2 separate regions of the Homo sapiens genome follow, and region 2 is linked to region 1. A link is an interaction called in ENCODE POLR2A ChIA-PET data of the cell type or tissue named here. Cell type or tissue: Panc1. All regions are shown on one strand. Links, peaks and the distances in the headings refer to the core of each region. The heading gives the core; the rest is flanking DNA. Region 1 overlaps DST (dystonin). Region 2 overlaps DST (dystonin).

The links. ChIA-PET counts read pairs that join two places held together with the same protein. Peaks named below come from ENCODE experiments on the same cell type or tissue, not always from the same donor. Only the 100,000 strongest peaks of a DNase experiment are listed, where the experiment ranks them.
Region 2: POLR2A ChIA-PET joins it to region 1 with 15 read pairs; 3 of 35 experiments call an interaction of 5 or more read pairs at or near these places.

The regions. Positions count from the first base shown.
Region 1 is chr6:56,820,331-56,832,625 of GRCh38, forward strand. The region is part of intron 4 of DST (dystonin); the gene reads right to left. Among named protein-coding and RNA genes, the nearest start is that of DST-AS1, 18 kb to the right of the region's middle. RefSeq lists a silencer at 667-867. In Panc1, for the core only: no CTCF peak of the experiment used is centred there; no DNase peak of the experiment used is centred there; H3K27ac peaks cover 600 bases.
Region 2 is chr6:56,726,196-56,738,490 of GRCh38, forward strand. DST (dystonin) reads right to left here. Exons shown (of 104, transcript NM_001374736.1): 5 at 9,033-9,094. Among named protein-coding and RNA genes, the nearest start is that of DST-AS1, 110 kb to the right of the region's middle. In Panc1, for the core only: no CTCF peak of the experiment used is centred there; DNase peaks (open chromatin) are centred at 3,706, 4,134 and 4,646; H3K27ac peaks cover 7,673 bases.

The DNA of each region.
Region 1 (12,295 bases), core at 2,038-10,037:
CAACTCATAACAACTTGAGAGTGGACTGTTGAATTTTCACAATTGTGTTAGCCAATTGTTAAGCAAAGCCTTCATTAAAAATTAAATTACATCAGCCTTCAATTAAATAAATTACACCAACAACAAAGATAATAAATATTCAAAACTCATCACTTAACTAATTTCTTTACATTTGCTATTATCTTTACACGAGTTTGTTTACATCTAGTCCATCTGTATAGTGGAAATATTGTATGATATAGATATGCTACTGCATATCTCTTCCCAACTCTGCACGCAGTGACATCAACTTGGTCACCCGAAATCAGCCATAGTAAAAGTATTCACACCAGAAAATGAAAAACTGCTATAAAATCAAGAGTTTTTCCCCAAATAGCTGGTTGCCAAATACTTACCAGTACATTACTGCCTATTATTATAGTGATTATTACAAGTTATCTCTAATTTCTTTTACTTTTAGTTTCTTTTTCACAGAAAAAAAAAAGGATGACAAATCTAAATGTTAGTTATCTTTACTTCTTCTCCCTATACGTTGCTGTGTATACAAACTTGACTGCCAAGCTGAGGTTCCCTTTCAAAAATGTGTCCCTAAAGGACCACATACCTTTGCCTACAATTACACCAGACAGAGGCCTTGCCTTTCCAAACTGCCAAGGCCCAACAGATTCAGTATTCTTTTAAAATAACACGGCTAATCTGCCATGCTTCAATATGGAGGCCACCTTAAGGAGATAAAAGCTAAGTGCCAAACTGTCATCAGATACAGTCCACACATCTCTTAAAATTGTTTTGACCTTCTGACATTACTTAGCAACTCAAGTCAATATCAAACAGGCCCACAGTCACTCTAGCTGAAACACAAATATTAACTTTCAAAATAATGGTCAGGTACTCCAATTACTCACTGCATGTCTTCTGTTGGGATCTAGTGCAATACATGGCATAAATAATGTGTTCAAAGGGATCAGCTAAGTACTTCGATTCATGTCAAATTCGTGGCAATGTTTACACAGCACAGAATGAAGCTTGCAAGGAAGCAAGCTGGCTGGGCCCTCAAGACTCACCCTATGTGTTCAGGACCAGGAGGTAGAAGTATACTGCATATGTCTGGGGGCTTAAAGAGTACAAGGACTTTCTCTGGGCAGCATGATTAAGTGGAAAAAGCATTAAACCAGAAATGAGAATAACTGGGCTCCAGCTCCAACTCTAGTACTAACTAGTTCTATGAGCTGAATATCTCTGAACCTAATTCTTCTCAGAAATAAAATGCAGGAGCTAAATTATACAATCTTGGCATTATGATTCTGCCCTATTATCATTCAGAATAAATGTACTGTCACTACAAAAAGAATCTTTCCTCTCTGACTGCCCTATGAAAACAGTTTTACTAAACTGATCCAAATTTAAATATCACATAGGAACATTCACATTAGTAGGAAAATATAGAAATCTGACCTATCATGTCTTAATTATCCAGCTATGACCCAACTTTAATATTTTTAGGGTTAGCTTAACACAAAGGCAAATACATGAACTCAGACTAGACTTTTTTCCCTGCTATACCATCACCAAGCTCAGTCCAGAGCTTCCATCCAAGTCTTCCATCAAAGACTTTCATCAAAGTCTTTAATATGCACTTTATCCACGTTTATTAAGAGAGATGTGGATAGAGAGTATATTAAAGACTTTGCGGATTATAAGCCCACAACATTTCTATAGTCTATCTAATTCTAAAGAAAATTCATGCAAATTTTATGTACATGTGAATTTTATTTAAAGAGAAAAGGAGGACATTCTACCTCTGAGCATGATACTGACAGAGACGGGATTTATTCTCCACTGTAAATAACTAAATATACAGACACAAATTTATGAAATCACAGTTTTGGGGCAATAAACAACACGCAGCACAGGGGAGTGTCATCTCTGAGAAAAGAGAAATAGACAAGGTGAGTCCTACTATTACCCTCAGCTTACTGCCTGGAGAGTTTCCAGGATATGGTACAGGAAGAAGAAACCAGGGAGGGGATGGGACGCAGGGGGAGGCAGCAGTTCTCCCTCAGGTGAAGAGACAGTTCATCTGAGGAGGTCAAGACAACTAGAATTTGCAGAGCAGAGAACCAAAAGAGACTGCACAAAAGCAAATCCCAGAGATCTGCAAGGGGTTGCATTCTTACCTGAGTACCATGTATATGTGTGTAAAGAAACTGTATGAAGCCAGGTGAAGAACCATCAGAAAGGAGTAGGCAGAATCAAGAGTATTGCCTCTGAAGTAAAAAGTAAAAGTTCACAGCAACAAAAATTTCCCAGATCCTCAAATAAATCATTAAAATGATAGAATAGGTAACATTAAATTTCCTGTTACCTGAAGTTGCTATATATGTGCTGACCCTAGCAGTATACCTCTAGACCTTTTATATTTAGAGGTTCTAGAACTATATACAGCCACTTTAAAAAAAAAGCTACACTATTATTTATTTATTTTTATTTTATTTTATTTATTTATTTTTTTTTTGAGAAGGAGTCTCGTTCTGTCACCCAGGCTGGAGTGCAGTGGCGCAATCTTGGCTCACTGCAACCTCCGAATCCCGTGTTCAAGGAGAATCCTCCTGCCTCAGCCTCCCGAGTAGCTGGGACTACAGGTGCCCGCTACCAAGCCTGGCTAATTTTTTTTGTATTTTTAGTAGAGACATGATTTCACCACGTTGGCCAGGCTGGTGTCCAACTCCTGGCCTCAAGTGATCCACCTGCCTCGACCTCCCAAAGTGCTGGGATTACAGGTGGTGAGCCTACACTATCTCTAAAGTAAACAAAGAACACCCTGGGACAACACTATTCTCTGAGTTCCCAACAAATTTCTAAGTAAGTCTGTCCGTGAATTTTGCCATTGTTGTCTAAAGGCACACTCCTATTCTGAGCCTCCCCTCAGTATTTTTGTTCCACATGTTCCAGCACTATGTTACTTTTATCTAAATTGCATCTTTTCTCTCTAGAATTTTGTCCTTCACTATGGCAACAGTTCATTTTGCCTATCTTCCACGTAAAGAAATTATGTAGCATGAAATAAGGAAATGTGTATAATTTTTTTTTGTTTTTTTTGAGACAGAGTCTCGCTCTATTGGCAGGCTGGAGTGCAGTGCCGCAATCTCAGCTCACTGCAATCTCCGCCTCCCGGATTCAAGCAATTCTCCTGCCTCAGCCTCCCTAGTAGCTGGGACTACAGGTGCACGCCACCACACCCAGCTCATTTTTGTATTTTTATTAGAGACGGGGTTTCAACATGTTGGCCAGGATGGTCTCGATCTCTTGACCTTGTGATCCGCCCACCTCGGCCTTCCAAAGTGCTGGGATTACAGGGGTGAGCCACCACACCTGGCCTGTATAATTCTTGAAAATTACAAAACTTACTTCAAACTTCATCTGCTTGGCAGTTTTTAAATTGCTGGGAGAAAATTAGTGAAGGTAGTGTACTTGACTGGAACTATTATCTAGAGTTAGCTTGGTTAAGAAACTGAATTCAGAAAATCTTAAAAGCCCAAAACCTGCAGTAGAAATTCATTCAACCTTTTTAGAAAAAATAATTATTGAGTATTTACAATATGCCAAGCACCATGATAAGCAGCAGAAGTATTAAAAAGACTTACATAAAAAATATCCTCTGCCTCTGCCTCTGCCTCTCCCCACGGTCTCCCTCTCCCTCTCTTTCCACGGTCTCCCTCTGATGCCGAGTCGAAGCTGGACTGTACTGCTGCCATCTCGGCTCACTGCAACCTCCCTGCCTGATTCTCCTGCCTCAGCCTGCCGAGTGCCTGCGATTGCAGGCGCGCGCCGCCACGCCTGACTGGTTTTCGTATTTTTTTGGTGGAGACAGGGTTTCGCTTTGTTGGCCGGGCTGGTCTCCAGCTCCTAACCGCGAGTGATCCGCCAGCCTCGGCCTCTCGAGGTGCCGGGATTGCAGACGGAGTCTCGTTCACTCAGTGCTCAATGGTACCCAGGCTGGAATGCAGTGGCGTGATCTCGGCTCGCTACAACCACCTCCCAGCCGCCTGCCTTGGCCTCCCAAAGAGCCGAGATTGCAGCCTCTGCCCGGCTGCCACCCCGTCTGGGAAGTGAGGAGCGTCTCTGCCTGGCTGCCCATCGTCTGGGATGTGAGGAGACCCTCTCCCTGGCTGCCCAGTCTGGAAAGTGAGGAGCGTCTCTGCCCGGCCACCATCCCATCTAGGAAATGAGGAGCGTCTCTGCCCGGCCGCCCATCGTCTGAGATGTGGGAAGCGCCTCTGCCCCGCTGCCCCGTCTGGGATGTGAGGAGCGCCTCTGACCGGCCGCGACCCCGTCTGGGAGGTGAGGAGCGTCTGTGCCCAGCCGCCCCATCTGAGAAGTGAGGAGACCCTCTGCCTGGCAACCACCCCGTCTGAGAAGTGAGGAGTCCCTCCGCCCGGCAGCTGCCCCGTCTGAGAAGTGAGGAGCCCCTCCGTCCGGCAGCCGCCCCGTCTGAGAAGTGAGGAGCGTCTCCGCCCCGCAGCCACCCCGTCCGGGAGGGAGGTGGGGGGGTCAGCCCCCCGCCCGGCCAGCCGCCCCGTCCGGGAGGTGAGGGGTGCCTCTGCCCGGCCGCCCCTACTGGGAAGTGAGGAGCCCCTCTGCCCGGCCACCACCTGGTCTGGGAGGTGTACCCAACAGCTCATTGAGAACGGGCCATGATGACAATGGCGGTTTTGTGGAATAGAAAGGGCGGAAAGGTGGGGAAAAGATTGAGAAATCGGATGGTTGCCGTGTCTGTGTAGAAAGAAGTAGACATGGGAGACTTTTCATTTTGTTCTGTACTAAGAAAAATTCTTCTGCCTTGGGATCCTGTTGATCTGTGACCTTACCCCCAACCCTGTGCTCTCTGAAACATGTGCTGTGTCCACTCAGGGTTAAATGGATTAAGGGCGGTGCAAGATGTGCTTTGTTAAACAGATGCTTGAAGGCAGCATGCTCGTTAAGAGTCATCACCACTCCCTAATCTCAAGTACCCAGGGACACAAACACTGCAGAAGGCCGCAGGGTCCTCTGCCTAGGAAAACCAGAGACCTTTGTTCACTTGTTTATCTGCTGACCTTCCCTCCACTATTGTCCTATGACCCTGCCAAATCCCCCTCTCTGGGAAACACCCAAGAATGATCAATAAATACTAAAAAAAAAAAAAAAAAAAAAAAATTTCTGTAGTTTTCTAACTTGCTTTTGCAAATATCAAAAGTATTCTATCTTCTGTTTTTATAAACAAATATGCAACTTGCTTTTCTCTAATCTCCCTACTATTTCCATATCATCTCTTAGTATCAGGTATTTCCTGACAACTGTGGGGTTAATTTCTATTACAATTCGCAGAAAAAGAAGTTGTACTATATAGGACTAAAACTTCTTGATCCCTACTGTCAGATAATTAAAACTGTGAAACAAGATAATGGGTACAGAACACACTGGGCTCACCAGGTAAAGGGTTTAAGAAAGTGGCTCTTAGAGTACTTCATTTGTACTGCATATACAGCACCTTAATTGTCCTGTGACAAACCATGCTGGTTTTCCCCAACAGACTGAGATCTCCTAAAGGAAAGCAACATCATCTTTTTTCATCTTTGTATATGTCATGGCACTCAATAACACTATATATAATTTATTAAATAAATGAATGAAAAAAGTAAAGTTAGATAAGAAACAAAACAAACGGATCCTTTGGCTTAGGATGGCCCTTCTTAGGGACCAATATTACACATGTCTGAATTATGCAAGGCAGTGTCTTCTCATCCCACTGTACTTTGCCTAGAAAGACAGCCTGCAAGTGTATGATCAAATCAGACACTGAAAATAATAGCTAGGGCCATAATGGCCCACCTCAGCCATAAATGACCACACAAACAATAAGTCTATAAATTGTTTATGAAAGTACCAGATGGTCTATTAAGTCAATGTCACTTAATACCCACAATGTTGCTTATAAATTATACCTGTCAGAATCACATGGAAGAAGCTTTTCTCAAAAACTGGCAATATTTTATATGCATGAAAATATTTAATAATTTTATTATTTTAAACTTTCTACTTTATTTGTGGTGGTATTTATATTTATTATAGAAGTAATAAATATGTTTTAAAATGTCAAATTCAGAGATGAAAAGAAAACTTGTTCTTGAGAGCTAACCACTCTTAAGTTTGGTTTCTCTATTTTCATAGCTCTCTCTGTTTGCATATAGAATTTTTTTCTTTTTTTACAAGAAAGCCAAACACATAATCATGTGCCTTTTAATTTTCCTTTAAACTACATGGCAGAGATATTAGAAGTCAATATTTAGAGATTTAATTCATATTACTTATTAGTTGCTTAACATTTGAATATCAAAATTTATTCAACTATTCCCTATTCCTGGTCATTCAGGATGTTTCCAGTATTCTGCTATTACAAACAATGTCACGATAAATATCTTTGCACTTAAATTCTACCCACAGGAAAGATTCTGAAATACTGCTGGGTCAAGGAGTAGATGTGTCTTCAGCAGCATCCTTTCTCCAAAGACAGTAACAAGTCACATTCTCAAAAGCAGTGCACGAGAGCACTGTTTCCCCATGTTCTTGCCAGTGCTGGATGTTATAATAAGTGCTTTTAGAAGACTGTAACAAGAAAAGTAGTTTCTAACTTTAAAAAAACTACTCCTAGTTTTTTAAAAAATCCTTTAAATCTCTCTTAGGCTTGCCCACTGTCAAAAATGTATCTCCGATTAACTAATGGCCTGTGCTATAGAAATTCACTTGTCAGTTCCAAACGACCAACTTATAACACATTTTCTCTTAAAAATGCTGTTTAAGTAAAGGTTAGGTCATCCAGGCTAATGTACAACTACATTTTTAATTTAAAAAATGGTAAAACAGGGCCGGGCGCGGTGGCTCTCGCCTGTAATCCCAGCACTTTGGGAGGCCGAGGCGGGTGGATCACCAGGTCAAGAGTTTGAGACCAGCCTGACCAACATGGTGAAACCCCGTCTCTACTAAAAATACAAAAATAAGCCAGGCGTGGTGGTGTGTGCCTGCAATCCCAGCTACTCAGGAAGCTGAGAATCACTTGAACCCAGAAGGCGGAGGTTGCAGTCACCTGAGATCGTGCCACTGCACTCCAGCCTGGGCAACAGAGTGAGACTCCGTCTCAAAAAAAAAAAAAAAAAAAAAGGTAAAACAATAGCAACAATATTATCAATGTAAAACATATATTGACATTTTGTAGTCAATCTAGAATAAAAATTGAATATAGAACGGTGGAGCTATAAAAAGTATATTTAATAAACTGTAGGCATGTTTATATTAGAATCACACTTTCCAAATCACATCCTTCCCAACCATGCATTTACCTGCTGTTAGCATAGAGGGAACTGAGGACACCAGGACAGCCAGAAGAAATAGAACTAAGCAGGGGCGGAAGAGTTGGGGGGAATGTAAAATATATGTGTGGAGACCCAAATGATAAGAAACGGAGTTGGGCTACCATTCATCTAAAAGCTTCTGTCTCCCAAACTCTCAGAAACAGCAGGAGATACATTCCCTTTCCCTTTTTCACTGTACTTTTCCTTCTTTGTACCCCACCCCCACACACATACACAGAGACCCACCATATGCCCATTTGAGGTGAGATCAAATCAAACCTTTCATGCCTTCCACTGATGCTCCTACTCTCTAGCTGTGTTAGAACTGATGCATGTAGCATCACATTCTCCTTTATTCACTCCTGATCCAGAGCACATGGGAAGGATCCAGATCCAGCATACTCTCAAAATGCAGGCCATGGGGAGGGGTGATGGCTGAGGTGGTCAGTGGCCTAGATCTGCCTCCCCGGAGCCTGGATCTTATAGTTAACTAGGAAACAGCCAGAGAGCAACACACTAATCCAAGAGCAGCAGCCAAATTTTCATCCAACTCTTCAAGGTGGGAAATATTTTAGTTCCATGTTATAATGCCGATTTATATTAGTCTGAATATATTTCTTAAAGCCCCAGAACACTGATAGCCTGCTGCATGCAATGTACTATCACCAACATAATGCAAGGCCCTAAAATACAGAAACATCAATGGTAACACTGAAACCTCAGCATTCCTCTTATTGCATGTAAAGAATAACACTGATATCACTACTTCTGTCTTTGCTATTGCTTCACTTTTTCCACTCATTTCTTCTAGATTCTTGCCCTTACTTTTCATTAACTTGGATATAGCCAGTGAAAGCAGCTTCTATACACCAGTAAGAAACAAAGGAGACTGAGCAATGTGAAGAACTAATAATCAGGAGACCTTAGTTTAGAGCTTGCTTTTTCCTTTACTGACCCTCCTTTTCTGGACTTTAGTTTTCTTGAGGATAAAATGAAATAAGTGAAAATCAGCATACTCAATGTTTACATCTTTTCCCTACAGGCAATGGTAATTCTCAAAGGCTGGGCAGGTGGGAGAGCAGAATCAGGGTTACAAACAGAACTACCCAAGAGTAGTTCTATAGTTCTGTACCCTATATTATCCTATAGTTCTGTTAATGGGGAGGAGGGGAAGGGTAGAATAAGAGAAGGGAAAAACAAATCTAGAAAGCTTCACTAATCCCCCAGAATGAAGCCACTTCAAAGCTGAAGACCACAGTCCCTAGTCTTGAAGCTGTAGTTCCCCCAAGACTCAGAACACTGGTTTAAAAATCTTGGAGAAAGAAATGGCCAACCAGAAATAGCTTGTTCAAGTTCACTGCTAAAGTGGAATTAAAAGTACTATGAAAAAAATCTTCCATTAACTGGAAATGGAAAAAGGAGCCTTGGAGGGGACAACATTTAGGCCTTTCCTGAAAACTGCATGTATATGGTGATCACTTAGCCAAACACAAAAGAAATACTGACCTAGACATGCAAGAACAACACATAGTGACAAAATAGGTAACTTTAAAACTTCTCAAAAGAGGCCATTTGCACACACTTAAAGTTTACATATCATTAATACATGTAATGAGAGTAAAAACACTTTTAAAAGTGTGAGTTTCTTCCAAAGTTTGACTTGGCAATGTTACAGATAAATCTAATGCCCCAAAGTACTCCTTGATTGAATACCATTAATAAATAATACAGTCTTGAAGCCTAGCACAAGTAATGAAATACAAATGCAATAAATGATTGCAAACTATATCAAAAGGCTGGAAGGCATTTTAAAAGGGTTTTCAAATGGAATCAATAGTAGTTTCTACAAAAAATTAAAACCATGAATGTGGTGATCATTTCCAAAATAATAAATGAGATGTATGCCATAAACAATGGAAAGTATGTCAGAAAATGATGTCAAAAGTAACCAGATCATATCAGTATGAAGTGATACATTCAAAACTCTTTTTAAAAATATAAAAGACCATTAATTTTTTTATGTCTAGCACCCCAAGAATCTAAAATAGTTGCTGGCACACAAGAAACACTCAAGAAATAAATAAATAATGAAGTAATTAATTAAGGCAGGTATAACAGGATGATAAAGAACCTTGGCAATCATTCATTTTCATGTATAAGCCATCCAAAACTAGCTACTTAGCATGAGTTAGGAATGAAAATCAGGTCTCCTCAGTACTAGTAGTTGCTTCCTTTATTGTTGAATTTCTAAAATTCATAGTGATTAGAATTTCTTAATTGGATATATAACTCAAGAATCTACTTAATCATGAACTAGGCACTATCTTATAAATATTTAATTGCTAATTGGTTTATGTCACCCATATGACTTCTTTCTTATCTTGAAAAACTGTGTTTCTGAAGCTTGTAATTACATGGAAAAATACCAATGTAATAATATTAACCAAAAACTGTCAGGATACAAAACTGCTTAAATGTTTCATCAGACTGTTTACCACACATTGTGCATTGTCATGAAAATGGTTTGAAATGATATTTCATGGCATTAAAAAATGCTGTGATATATTAAGTGCATCTGCAGGATATGGAACTGTACACGCAGTAGTCCCAATTTTTAAATGTTATATATTATGGAGAAAAAAGAAATGGAAAAGGACATATGTCATAAAATTAACGTATATAGGTAATTGAATTACAGATTTTTACTCATTTTGTCTACTTTTGTCCACTTCTTTATTTTCCAAAAATGTTACCAAGTATATGTCATAAGTTTTCTTTCCATATTTTCCCCAAGTACTTACATGGTTCCTCCTTTGTCACTGAGTACTACAGAAATTACATCTTTAGTCAACAGGATAGTTTTTCTGTCTAAATGTACAACCCTCTAATTTTAAGAGCCACTTCAATTAACAACGAAAGCAAGAGATAATAATGGAGTTTTTCCCTCAAGTAACTAAATCCTCTACAGTCAGCAACAGAACTTTTCACCAAAGTTTATGGACGTGGTAGCCCAAAACCACATTAAACAAAAGGTAAGCCATACTTCTTCCTAACTATGGACTGTAATTCCAGAACAACAGCAATATTCAACTGCTGTTTACTTAAACAGAGACTATTACTTCTCACCACATATATTACCTATAGTCCACATTATTAATGATAACTTTGACTGCATATAAGGATGAGCCACAATTACCTACAGTATGGTGTTCTCTAGACTGGCTATCAGAAGACCAGAATTCTAGCCCCAGTCCACCACCTAGTCAATGCAATCATGGAAGCCTGATTTCCTTGCCTATAAAATAAGGGCACTGGCACTTATGTTACCCATCTCAGAGAATTGTTATAAGAATCAAATTGTATCATATATGTAAAAAAAAGTATAAAGTGCTAAAATTATTATGATCATCAATCTAATTGAGAGTTTCCTACACCATATTAAGAGTGTCACATCCAATCTTTACATTTGCTGAGCCATGGCTAAAACTTATTTCTCAGTACTAAACCCTCAGGTTTCATAACATATGTATGATAAAGCAGAGTTCTTAAAAATGGAGGATAAAATCTTCAACTCAACACCGGTTATGTATAAGCAAAATCTATCTTGTTTATATTAAAGTAGTAATTCAATTTTGTGATAATACTTTTCCTAGAATGCAAAAGGTGAAATGCAAGGTCAGATTGTCCAAATGACATGGTAAAACCAAGAAAAATCTCTGTCTGCACCATCCACCCACACATAACACAAAGCCTCTCCCTTCCCCAGCTCCCACTGAAATTCTGCCTTCCTTCAAATGCCAGCCCTGCTTGTGAAACCCCTGGATGCTCGTATCACTCCTCTTGTGTAGCACTCACATATAATGAGTGTAGCTGGTCCACTTTCGTCACCAAACTCTGCTCTTTGAGAGGCTACAAACCTGTGTTCCTCTTCCTTCTGTAGGCCCTGATTCCTTAGCATATTTTAATGTATAGGATCAATAAGTATTTGGAATTAAACCACATGTTCCAAACTGGTGAAGATCTGCTTCTCCCGGTTCTAAATCCTTCATCTCTTCCCAGTTTTTCCAGGGAAAGACTGAGTACAAAATACGATGGGTATGAGGGAATAGAGAATATACTAGATGGTAATGTGTTCACTTGAAGCATATGATCAATTAATTTCTGACTAGAAATATGAGAAAGGTTGGGAACAATGCTGCTTGAATGCTTTCAAAAAATGCTAATTATAAAAGTATTTCATTCCATTTACAGTATTTTACTTCTACTGAAGCACAAATTTAAATTTCTATATAGTTTTCTAAATGGAAAGGGATATATAAGTACAGGTCTTTTTCCACAAGAAAACTAAAGCATCCTTGCATCTTGCTTTCTGTAATTTAGAATCCTTCAGTCCTGCTTTAGACCTTCCAAAAAGGTTCAAAGAAAAAGTATAAAGACTACACATTATCTATAGTAGTTAAATTGTTAGAGCTTCTGAGATTGTTTAAAGGACACTGACATATTTTGGCCAAATCCCATCCTGAATTTCCAGGTGTTGTGGGAGGGACCCAGTGGGAGGTAATCGAATCATGGGGGCAAGTCTTTTCCATGTTGTTCTTGTGAGTACTAGTAACTAGAACTTACTAGTTCTAGTAAGTCTCACGAGATTCTGATGGTTTTAAAAACAGGAGTTCCCCTGCACAAGTTCTTTCTCTTTGTCTGCTGCCATCCATGTAAGACGTGACTTGCCCCTCCTTGCCCTTCCTTGCCTTCCACCATGATTGTGAGGCTTCCCCAGCCATGTGGAACTGTAGGAACTGTAAGTCCAACCTCTTTATTTTGTAAATTGCCCAGTCTCTGGTATGTCTTTATCAGCAGTATGAAAACAGACTAATGCAGAGATAGTCAAATAACACTGCAAAAAAAAA
Region 2 (12,295 bases), core at 1,413-9,412, 95 kb before region 1:
GTCCAATTCCTTCCCTGGAAGGAGTGGCCTTCTACCTCTCTGATTACAGGTTTCATTTCCTTTGCTATTTGTCTTTCTCTGTCAGTCCCTCTGTCAGACTAAAACTAGTCTCTGAATTCTCCCTCAGGTTTGCAATATGGTAAACCCTCACTAGAGCCTGGAAATGGGGTTTTCTATTTGATTCTATGGAAAAGAATATCTTAGACCTTCAAAGAAACCTGGCTACATCTACAATAAGACAACAGTGGTTAAGAACAGCAAAGCTAATTAGTAACTTAGGGCAAATTAATTAATCTCACCTATGAATATGAGTAAACTTCCTACTACCTAGCTATAAATGGAGAAACTGGTTTATCCAGTGGACAGAACATAGCAGTCAGAAGAATGAATCCTAACTTGGACCCCACTGGTCAACCTGTTGGACTTGGGGCCTCAGTTTCTATACCTATAATTAAATAGACCTTTTTAGCTTTATAAGAAGAAAGTCACCATAAGTTTATTTCTCTTTTCCTGCAGACTAACGTTTATCTCACTCCTACCAAAGCAAGCCTTTCACTTCTCCATCATAGAAGTAATATAGTATACTAGTGGGAAAAAAAGCTTTATTTAGTTTCATATTCATTCATTACACATCAAATTCCTTAGTACGGTCTGAGGAAAACAGCAGTGTATCAGACAATATGCTAGAGGCCGCAGATGCATTGTTTCTTATAACAGATATAACCTGTCCTTATGCAGCTTTGAGTCTAGTTTTGAATAACAAACCAAGTCTAGTGCTTTAATCCTCCTACTACAGAACTGTAAAAGGAAAATAAATCTTGGGGCCCCAAAATCACTAAGCTAAAGGGAAAAGTCAAGCTGGGAACTGCTTAGGGCAAACCTGCCTCCCATTCTATTCAAAGTCACCCTCTGCTCACTGAGATAAATGCATATCTCATTGCCTCCTTTGGAAAGGCTAATCAGAACTCAAAAGAATGCAATCATTTGTCTCTTATCTACCTGTGACCTGGAAGCCACCTCCCCACTTTGAGTTGTCCCACCTTTCTGGACTGAACCAATGTACATCTTACACATATTGATCTATGTCTCATGTCTCCCTAAAATGCATAAAACCTAGCTGTGCCCGGACCACGTTGGGCACATTTCGTCAGGACCTCCTGAGGCTATGTCATGGGCACACATCCTCAACCTTGGAAAAACAAACATTCTAAATTAACTGAGACCTGTCACAGAACACACACACTTCCAATGTGAAGATCTGTACAACATGATTTAGAATATGTTAGCACCACTGAACAAAGTGTAATTTTTTTTCTTCTTTGAAAACGCTTTAGAAATTACCCTTTTCCAGCTAAAACAATGACCCTCAGGAATGCTGCTTGGCTTCTTTGCATACTTTTATCTGTATCTCTAAACTCTTGCCTAGTGTGTTGATTGAAGAAGAATGCAAATAGAAATTTATGGCTACATAACAAGGCCAGGGCATACCAGCCAAGATAGAGTATATGAGGGAATGCTGAAAGAAATTAGAACACAGCAAAGAGGCCATGTGCCCTAGCATATTGCTTTCTTTCTACTTCTCTGTCTCCATTTCTTCTTCATGATTCAAGATTCTGTGTCTTTATATTTTGGCATAATGCAATGGCATGATGTAGTTCTGTGGAGCCAGGAAGGACGAAGGACTAAATCTCAGCTCTGCCAACATTTTAGCTACTTCATGTTGGGCAGATAACTTATCCTCCCTGAGCCTCAGTTTTCTCACTGATAAAATAAGGATTAAATCAGATAATGTATGTAATGTATCTAGTGCAGGGTCAAGCACATAATAAGCACTCAATAAATGGCATTGACAGTGGTGGTAGTAATAATGATAATCAGGAATAAGAAAGTCAAGAAGAAGAAAAACTATAAGTTGACCACAAGATAGAACTAAAGTTATTTGAGGGAATTACTGAATAAAATTTTGGTGTTCTTAATTTGAAAAGATAGTTCACAATTTTATCAACAAACACTAAAATGACTTATAATTGCTTAAATGGCCCTCATAAGAAAAAACAAAAAGTTTGTCTTCTTGTCATGAAATAATTTTAGGTTCAAAAGATATTTTGCTATTAATCCATTTTTCCATTCTATATAAATAAATTCTTGTTCTGTATTCTTCAAAAATGTCAATTTCATACAAGTCTCCAAAAAGGCTATAGAAACTGTTTCCAATTAAAGCAGGTTGGCAGGACATGGTGGCTCACACCTATAATCCCAACACCTAGGGAGACAAAGGCAGCAGTCTGGCCAACATATTGAAACCTCGTCTCTATTAAAAAATACTAAAAATTAGCTGGGCATGGTGGCTCATGCCTGTAATCCCAGCTGCTCAGGAGGCTGAGGCACAAGAATCACCTGAATCCAGGAGGGAGAGGTTGCAGTGAGCTGAGATCACGCCACTGCACTCCAGCACGGGTGACAGAGCCAGACTCTGTCTCAAAAAAAATAATTAATTAAATAAACAAATAAAGCAGGTTAAAGAGACATGACACCTAAATGCAATACCTGACCCTGAACTGGTCCTTGCCCTCGGGGAAGAGAGGATGATGTAAAAGATCAACAAACAAGACTGAAATACAGACATTAAAATATTATACCAATATAAATTTATGAAGTTGCTAACTGTGTGGTCCAAAACAGAATAACCCTATTCTTAGGAAATACATACTGAAGTATTTAGAGGTAAAGGATTATGGTATATATAACTTACCCTCAAGTGGTTCAGATAAAAAAAGTACACACACACACACACACACACACACACACACACACACACGACTGGGGAAGGGAGAATAATAAAGCAAACTAGGTAAAACATTAACAAGAGCTCAATCTGGGTAAACAGTCTATCAGTGTTCCTTGTACTACTTTATTTTTGCAACTTTTTAAAGTTTAAAATATTTCCAAGTGAGTTCGATAAGGCTAAAGTTTAGGAACTACTAACATAAATCTAAGGTCTGGGGAAAAAAGTCTTATTTGTAGGTTTTAAGAACCCAAAGCAATACACTCTACCAAGCAGTATTTTTCATTAGCCCTTTATAAAGTTGATGCTTCAAAAATTCCCCTATTTTGGCTGGGGGCAGTGGCTCACGCCTGTAATCCCAGCAGTTTGGGAGGCTGAGGCGGGCAGACCACCTCAGGTTAGGAGTTCGAGACCAGCCTGACCAACATGAAGAAACCCCGTCTCTACTAAAAATACAAAATTAGCTGGGCGTGGTGGCACATGCCTGTAATCCCAGCTACCTGGGAGGCTGAGGCAGGAGAATCACTTGAACCCAGGAGGCGGAGATTGCGGGGAGGCAGAGGTTGCGGTGAGCCGAGATCGCACCATTGCACTCCAGCCTGGGCGACAAGAGCAAAACTCCATCTCAAAAAAAAAAAAAAAAAAATTCCCCTATTTAATCTGAGCCCACAGATGTGAAATTATTCTCGATCACTTTGCAATGGTCAAAACCACAGAGGAAATAGAGCTTTTTTTTCTGTTCTCTAAAAGATACCACTGTGTTCTCAGCTTGAGGATTTATATTATCTTCCCGCCACCAAATCAGAAAATAAAGAACAGTGTGATTGATTTGGTGGAGTCATGAAGTCACTGACTTCACTATGTGGGCAAAGAATATCTGCGCCATGAGTAAATTAAGCTTTCCAAAGTCGTGATGGAACAGTGATAAAATCTGTGATAGTCAGTTGGGTGTCTCCCATGCAGTAACCAAGTAGATGACTAACAAACAGAGTGTGTCCAACAATGGCATCCAGGGCCTCTTCCTCTCCAAATGCATTTATGTGTCAATAAATTAAAGTTTACAAAAAGAAAAAATATTTAGACCAAATATCCTCTTTCAAATGTGAAGGAATAAATTTAAAATATAGCTGATCAGTATTGAAGAATATATTTCCACCATAAATTGCCAATTAGATGGATCCTATGCAAGGAAACCACATTATATAGACTTCTCTGGACTCCAATCTTCCCCTAAAAATCATTTATCCCCTTAAACTACTCCTCCTAAACACAGTCTCTCATGGCTCAAGTTCTAATTCCAGGCCCAAGTAAGTGATTAAAGGGAGTCTTCTAATGATAGCTGTTAACATACTTCAGAAAATAAAGTCCTTCCTTCTTTCTCTGTCCCCCACCCCATTCCCCGAGAAAAGCAAAAGCTAAATCAGTACTTAACTCATAGGTGCCATTTCTCATATTGTTGTCCTATGAATTTCTAGACAGCAAATTGCACATGATGAGTAACAACAAGTAGTTATATAAAACCCTCTAATATAAAGAGGGAGTACCTAGTGTCATAGGTAGAAGAGGCAGAAATAAATGTTGTAAATGACAAAAGAATGTCATCAATTTTATATTTTGGAACAATTCTCCAGGTAAAATTTAGCTAACTGAAGACACAGGTATTTCCAATAACAACCAGCTCTTACTCTAGTTCTGCAGTTTAAATTATGCTAAAGAATAATATATAAATGTTCCTGACACCAGTAATTTACCTAGAAACCATGATTTGCAAGGTAAATAATCTGTGTGTTAACTGCACTTTATTCTTAAAAGTATTCTGAAGAATGATGAATCAAAAGGAAAACATTCTTAATAGAACAATCAGTTTCAAGGGCAGGCTTAGTCATACAACTGAACTACCGGAACACTAAAATTTAAATACATCTGGAAAAAAGCCACGGATGTCTGCTCACCAACAAATACAAGTTTTAATTAATTAGCCGATTTGCTTTAAACAAATGTAATTTTAGCCTGAAAAATACAAAATAAGGCCATATTAACTTTTTTCTGGAGAAAAGGTTACATTTTAAAAGTCCTCAGGGCCCATCCTCAAGCAGCCTTGGCCCAGGGCTGGGGTGTGCAGGGCACCAGGATGCCAGTGGGAAAGCGAGATGGAGCAGCAGTGGTTGAAGGCCAGGCTGAGGGCTAGGTGTCATCCACTGAGACTAAACAGAGTTTAGTGTTATCTGCTGGACTGTTGAGTGAAAAATATTCTCTGACCTGATCCTGAATTTTCCTTGATAATCAAAAGATTAAGAAACAGGGTCACACCACGTTACCCAGACTGGACTCAAGAGACTCTCCCACTTCAGTCTTCCAAGTAACTGGGACTACAGGTGTGCACCACTGTGCCTGGCCCAGAATTGTTTTCTTCATTTCATTTTTGGATTGTTCTTTGCAAGTGTATAGAAACACAATAGTTTGTTAAATACTGATATTGTATGCTTCAACCTTACTGAACTCATTTATTCATTCTGGTAGTTATTATGCTAGGTTCCTTGAGATTTTCTTTAAACAAGATGCTATCATCTGCAAATAGAGATGGTTTTACCTCTTCCTACTCAGTGAAACCATCAATAAGAGATTGATGTGTTTCATCTCATTTTCTGGCCTAATGCTCCTGATTCTTTTTAATGTTGTATTTCGCTGTTTGGATGTATCATAATTATTTTTACCAATCTCTTATTGATGAACATGTAGGTCATTTCCAACCTCTTGCAGTTATAACAGTGCTGCAATAAATAACCTATTACATACAGTCATAGAGTAATATTTCTCAAACTTTTTGGTCTCAGGATTACTTTACCTTTTTATACATAAGTTGCAAGTTTGGGCTTAGAAAGAATTTAATAATCATGAAAATTTTGTTTTCTTATAAAGTTGCTTTAATATTTGACATTGTTACCCTATCTAGATATTTTAAATGATATAATAAAACAAATGATGTCACAAATCAAATATTTAACTTTTTAAACAATAATATTTTTAGAGATTGCTTTTTTCTGGATAAACAAGGACTTTTAAAACAAAGAACTAAAAATCTTGAAATTTTTAATCAGGTTTCATGTTCCTAATTTTAATGGGTTCTAGTTCACAAGTGCTAGTTAATTCTTCACTAATCAGCCAGATGAAAGTGGAGATCGAAAAGGACCCTCTTCTAAGGAAGCAGCATATGCAAAGCTTAAAGATAAATGAGACCATGGTTTGAAAATATAGAGTGGCATACACTTGGTTAAAAGCAATTTGATCATCACAACAATTTGGCCTAAACAGCCATTTGGTTGAAAAGGAATATCCCCCAGTTATGGCTTTTTTTCAAGTATCGCTAATTTTGGTACATCATGGGTTGTTTTTCAAGCTTCTGTGCCAGAGTTTTCAGGAAAACTTTTTCTAATAATTGCTTTTGTGTTTCTAACTGATTTTCCAGAAACATTTATAATTTTGACTTTTTTCCTTTTAATGAGCATGCTTTTGAAATAAGCAAAAAACAACAAAAGAAACTGTATCGAAGAGCAAAAAAATCCTCACCAAATATTTTAAGAAGAAAATATTTATGCACATAAATGTAACAGTAACTTATACAATCATTTAAAAGCTCCACAATGTTTACTTTTGCCAGTTATATAAACTTTTAAAAATTGACCACGCCAGTATCAACCCTGAGCACTGTGTATATGCTTTTTTATAGCTACATAAATCACAACTTCCTAAGTCACAAAAATTAGCAAATAGTTGAAACAATAAGTTAAGAAAAGTAAACACAACCCCACATCCAAGGGGAACCTGCTGGGATCTGCAACCTATTGCAGTGCTCAAAGAAGTCAAACACTGGACACAGCGTCTCATTTGAATTCATATTCTCATTTCACGACTTCAAGTGCAGCTCTACCAGTAGCAGCTGTGGCAAGTTTCCCCTACTTTTAAACGAGGGAACAGAACCAGAAGATTTTGAAGATGCCCTCCAAGTGTGACTCTAAGTAAAACTAACTTTGAGGTCCAAAAGCTGCCAACCTTTCAGAAGTAAGATGAGTGTTCACTGACTCCCTTTCTGTGAGAAGAATGTGTGGGAGAAGAAGAAAAGGAGATTTAAAAAGGACTCCAGGCCCCCAAATCAACCTTTAAAAATCTGTGGAGGGGTAGGCAGGGGGCAAGGAGAGCACAGCTACAGGATTACCACAGGTAAGCCATTCTTCAGTGTCCCAGCAGAACTCTAAGGTAAAGAGGCAACACACCTATCAATCTCCTCAAAAAGAGTCTGAACCCCAAACTGTAGCTTTTTCTAAAATGAATAAACTAAAAGGAAAAGTACTTGATGTAATAAAAAGAGACACAGATAAGGGAAGCAGATGGGCACCAAAAGCAACTTACACTTAACTTCACAATTTTGTCTGACACCTTCCAAGTCAATCCACCCTTCTACACCATACGCTCTCATTTATAGAGTGCCTAACAATATGCCAAGTACTATGCTTTATGCTTATTTAGACTATCTCATTTAAATCCTCACACCAAGCTGGCATTACCACCATTTTACAGATGAGGGCATAAAGAGATTAAGTTCACACAAATAATGAATTGCAAAGCCTGGACACACCACCATTTACCTGACCTCAAAGGTGAGGCTTCTTCTGCTCCTCTGTTTGGTGTACATGTCACAGACTGATAACCTTGCAAAAGATGTTTTCCTTTCAAAGCTAATTTGTTCAAAATTAACATAATATACCTTTTACAAAAATGAAAAAAAAAAGAATCCAGTAAAGAAAGGCCTGTCTGGAGACTAACCTCTCAAGCACCTCACTGTCCAAAGGAATAGGACAAACAAGAATAGTTCTTGGAGTCACAACAAGGGTGAAAAAAACAGGGGGAAATAAGTGAATAATATTAAATTTAAGTTAACAAGATAAAAATTTAGAAAAGGCAAAACTTTTAAGAATTATTTAAAAGACAGGGAACACGTCCCTAGCCTGAGTCAGCACTCCAGGCAACTTATTACAGTATCCACACCCCAAACTTTACAGAGTGTCCTAGCCTGTAAGGAAGAGATCCTCTCCCATAAAGTATGTGCAGAATGAAAGAAAAGCTTGAGAGAGGACAGATGAACTGCCGCATGCTGCGTCAGAATTCACAATATATTTCCTCACAAAGCAGAGGGTTTCAACCTTTTATCGCTTGTGATTCTCAACCAGAGAGTGCGTGATGTGCCCTCCCTGAGGGATATTATCAGAATTTGAGAAAAAGGTTCTGTCAAGTGGTGAGAGAGACAAGACTGACACACCTCTAAGGTAATTCTGATACATCCATGAAATAAAAATCACTTTTATAGAAGATGACTAAACGCAATTTACATTATTGGTACCACTCTTAAGCTACATGATAGTTTAAATAAGATTTGTTGGCTAGCTTAAGAATACATAACCACATTTAAAATAACATTTCTATGTGAGAAAACTCCAAATAGAAACATGACCTATTTCAACTTTAGGGCTCTCCTTAAAAGGTGGGAGAAAGGGGAAGTGACCAATAGTTTATTGTGAAATCCTAAGGGTTCCTTACACAAGATTTACAGAAGGGCTTCAATAGGGTCCAATAACTCCACGAAATTACATGCAAATTTTGTGTTTATCTATTTTCTGGATAGTTTATATTCTCAAAATTACCCATGGTACACAAGTAAATATTAATTTAAGAACCATAACCATTAACTGCTTCATAGAGAAAGTTAGACATAAGCACCAATCACTGGATTAAATTAAGTATAAGAATATAATAAGTCTAGACTTCTGTCCCTACAATATCTTTATTCTCATCTAACCTTCTGCCATCCACATAAACCTGAGGCCAGAACTTGGTTTGAATCTTGAGAGAGAAAAAAAATCTTACTAAGAAATGTAGCTTTTCCATGCACTAACATATAAATATTTACAGATTTCTGAAACTTCTGAGATTTTATAGATTCCAATAGTAACAGGTTTTACTAACGTCACAGAATGCACTGAAATCACTGGGTACTTACCTATCCACCTCCATCATTACCCACCGTCCACACACCAAATAATTATAGATGCCTAAAATGCATGCAAAATTCTCTAGAATTTAAACTTTCAAGATGATTTTCAAAAGTTGTGCTTCAGAGCTATATAATCAATTACTGCAAAATAAACTGAAATATTCCAAACAATTCCAGGAAGTGAACGAAATAAAAACTGACCTTCATGAGATGCTGATTTATCCATTTTGTAAATGTTTTCTTCTGAACTTTGTCCCGTTCATCTGGAAGGAAAAAATATATATAAAGATAAGGTTGGTAAAATCTATGAATAGATGACTTTGTGATCATGAATATAAACAAAAATGAGATATTTAAAAGATATGCTTCAGTGTATTCAAAGTTTCTTGTTAAATTTTGGCAACTTCAGGCTATCTGTAAGAAAGTGTTTAAAGAGCTGCTTGTCAGGTTGGTCTCTTCCCAGTACTGCATTTACCAATATTCCTCCATTAAACAAATGCCCTCTGCCCCTCTGTCCCATAACCCCTCATCACCACCACCACCACCATGAAGTTGTCTAACGTAAGCCTTGTCCTTGCACTGAATTTCCCAAAGCCCTTTACCATATGTACATCCCATTTGCTCTTCACAGCCATAAGAGGAAGGGTTACTCCCATTTTGTAGAATAAGAAACCAAGACTTAACGAGGATAAAAGACTTGTTCATGATTACCCAGCAAATAGTTTAAAGTCTTGACAAAAGGCAAGGCCTAAATTGAGACTTTTTGGCTTGAAGTAGACTCTGGCTGAACATTAATTATTCTGCTTAATTAATATTAAGTAGTAATTTATTATTATTATTATTTGATATGGAATCTCACTCTGTCACCCAGGCTGGAGTGCAGTGGCATGATCTCCACTCACTGCAACCTCCGCCTCTGCCTCCTGGGCTCAAGCAATTCTCCTGCGTCAGCCCCCAGAGTAGCTGGGACTACAGGTATGCGCCACCATACCCAGCTAATTTTTTTGTTTGTTTTTTTTGTTTGCTTGTTTGTTTGTTTTGTATTTTTAGTAAGGGTTTCACCATGTTGGCCAGGCTGGTCTCGAACCCCTGACTTCAAGTGATCCACCCACCTTGGCTTTCCAAAGTGCTGGGATTACAGACGTGAGCCACCATGCCTGGCCTATGCTATTTCTTTCCTAGATTCCTGTGTTGAACTGTACAACAAAGAAATGCCCCAACTAGATCTTTACTGTGGACAGTGATCCTGCCCTGGTTCCTATAGACAGCACAAAGAAGAGTGAGAAAAGTTTTCTTCTGATTTAAGGAGAAAGAGCAATTGGAATGCTGTGGTTCATCAAGTTATTATTTCAAAGGAGAATGATAATCATCCAACACCTAAAGCTAGCATTCAAAACTGTATTACACTATCTTCTTCCTCCCTACTTCTAGACAGCAATTCCTTACTTTCTTATTTCCTTCTTCTCTCCTTTCTGCCTCCAGGGCTACCTCTTTCTCCTTCCTTGGTGGTCTTCTTTCCTCTTCTACCACAATTCAGATGTTCTCCATCCTTTCCCTGGGGGTAAGATATGTCTCGGTCTCTTTCTTCATCTCTTTTTCTCCTCATTCTTCATTCCTAACCCCCTTTAAACTACTGTAATATAACTAAAGTTTCTTTGAAAATGTTTGTCCTATTTATTAAAAGTATTTATGTTCTCTAGAATAACTTGAATGTAAACAAAAGTATATCAACTAGGGAAAATATACGCAATATGAGACAAATGTTACTATTATGAAAAAACAGCAAGAAGAAAAAGATTAACATTTTAATACATAAGCAGGCAAAAACAGACAGTTAATCAATTTTTTAAAAAGTAATGCCCAAGGGTCAGGTGTGGTGGCTTATGCCTGTAATCCCAGCCCTTCGGGAGGCCAATGCAGGCAAATTGTTTGAGCCCAGGATTTGGAGACTAGCCTGGGCAACATGATGAAATCCGGGGCAACATGATGAAATCCGTGTTTACAAAAAAATACAAAAATTAGCCAGACATGGTGGCATGCACCTGTAGTCTCAGCTACTTGGGAGGCTGAGGTGGGCAAGTCATTTGAGCCCAGGAGCTCAAGGCTGCAGTGAGCCATGATGGCGCCACTGTACTCCAGCCTGGGTGACACAGCAAGACCTTGTCTCCAAAAAATAATAAAATAACAATAAAAATGTAATGCACACAGGTACTCAATCTCACTAACAAAAAATAATAATATAAAGTAACACAGATAAAGCTTTCTAACTTACCAAATTGCCAAGATTTTATTTTTTAAAAAATTTCATGTTGAAAAGGACACAAGAAACAGACACACATATTGCTGATGAAAATGTAATTTAATTTAAACTTTCTAGACCTGCGTTGTTCAGTACTGTAGCCACTAGTCACATACACCTATTTAAGTTTAAACCAAAGTTAATTAAAGCAAAATACAATTAACAATTCAGTTTCTTTGTTGCACTAGTCACAATTTAAGTGCTTGACAGTCACATGTAGCTAATGGCTAACATATTGAAAAGCAGAGAAATAGAACATTCTAATCATCACGGAAATTCCTATCAGACAGCACTGCTCTAGAACAAAGCTCTACTGGACAGCGCTACTTTAGAATAATTTGATATAGAATAATCCCATCATCACAGAAGTTTCTGTCAGACAGCACTGCTCTAAAACAAAGCTCTACTGGACAACACTGCTGTACAACAATTTGTTAATATACATAAAAAGCCCTAAAAATACCTACGACCTTTCCCAGCAAATCTACTTCTAAAATCTATTCTGAAGTTATAATCATATTATGTACAAAATGTAACTATGAGAATATAAATCAGAGTGCTTACAATAGGAAAATAAAAATTCTGAAAAAACACAAATGTTCGAGAAAAGGAAATAAGGAAATTTTAGTAAAGTGATACAATGGTCTGTTCAAATTCAACTTGTTGTAAGACTACTCAGTGATAGTATTATCATTTAGAGTTCTCCTACTTTAATGCCAATAAGAATGGGGGGGAGGAACATATAACGTACTTTTTATTTCATAAGCATTTCTTCTCCAAAGTACCTCATTGAAACACCTTCCATTTCCTATCACTGTCAGGGAGAAAAAAAAGGTACTTATATACAGCCCATCTTTTGATTCTGCCTATAATACCTTTTCAGTGCCCCCAACTTCTAATCTACTTCTTATTTAAAAATTAGATAAAGGGGTGCAGAAAGCATTCCCAGACAGTAGAAGTAGTTTGCTAATTCTGAATATAAATGCTCAGAATTTATACTAAAATTTTTTTTTGAGACAAAATCTTGCTCTGCTGTCCAGGCTGGAGTGCAACGGCATGATCTCAGCTCACTACAACCTCCGCCTCCCAGGTGCAAGCGATTCTCCTGCCTCAGCCTCCCGAGTAGCTGGGACTACAGGCATGTGCCACCACGCTTGGCTAATTT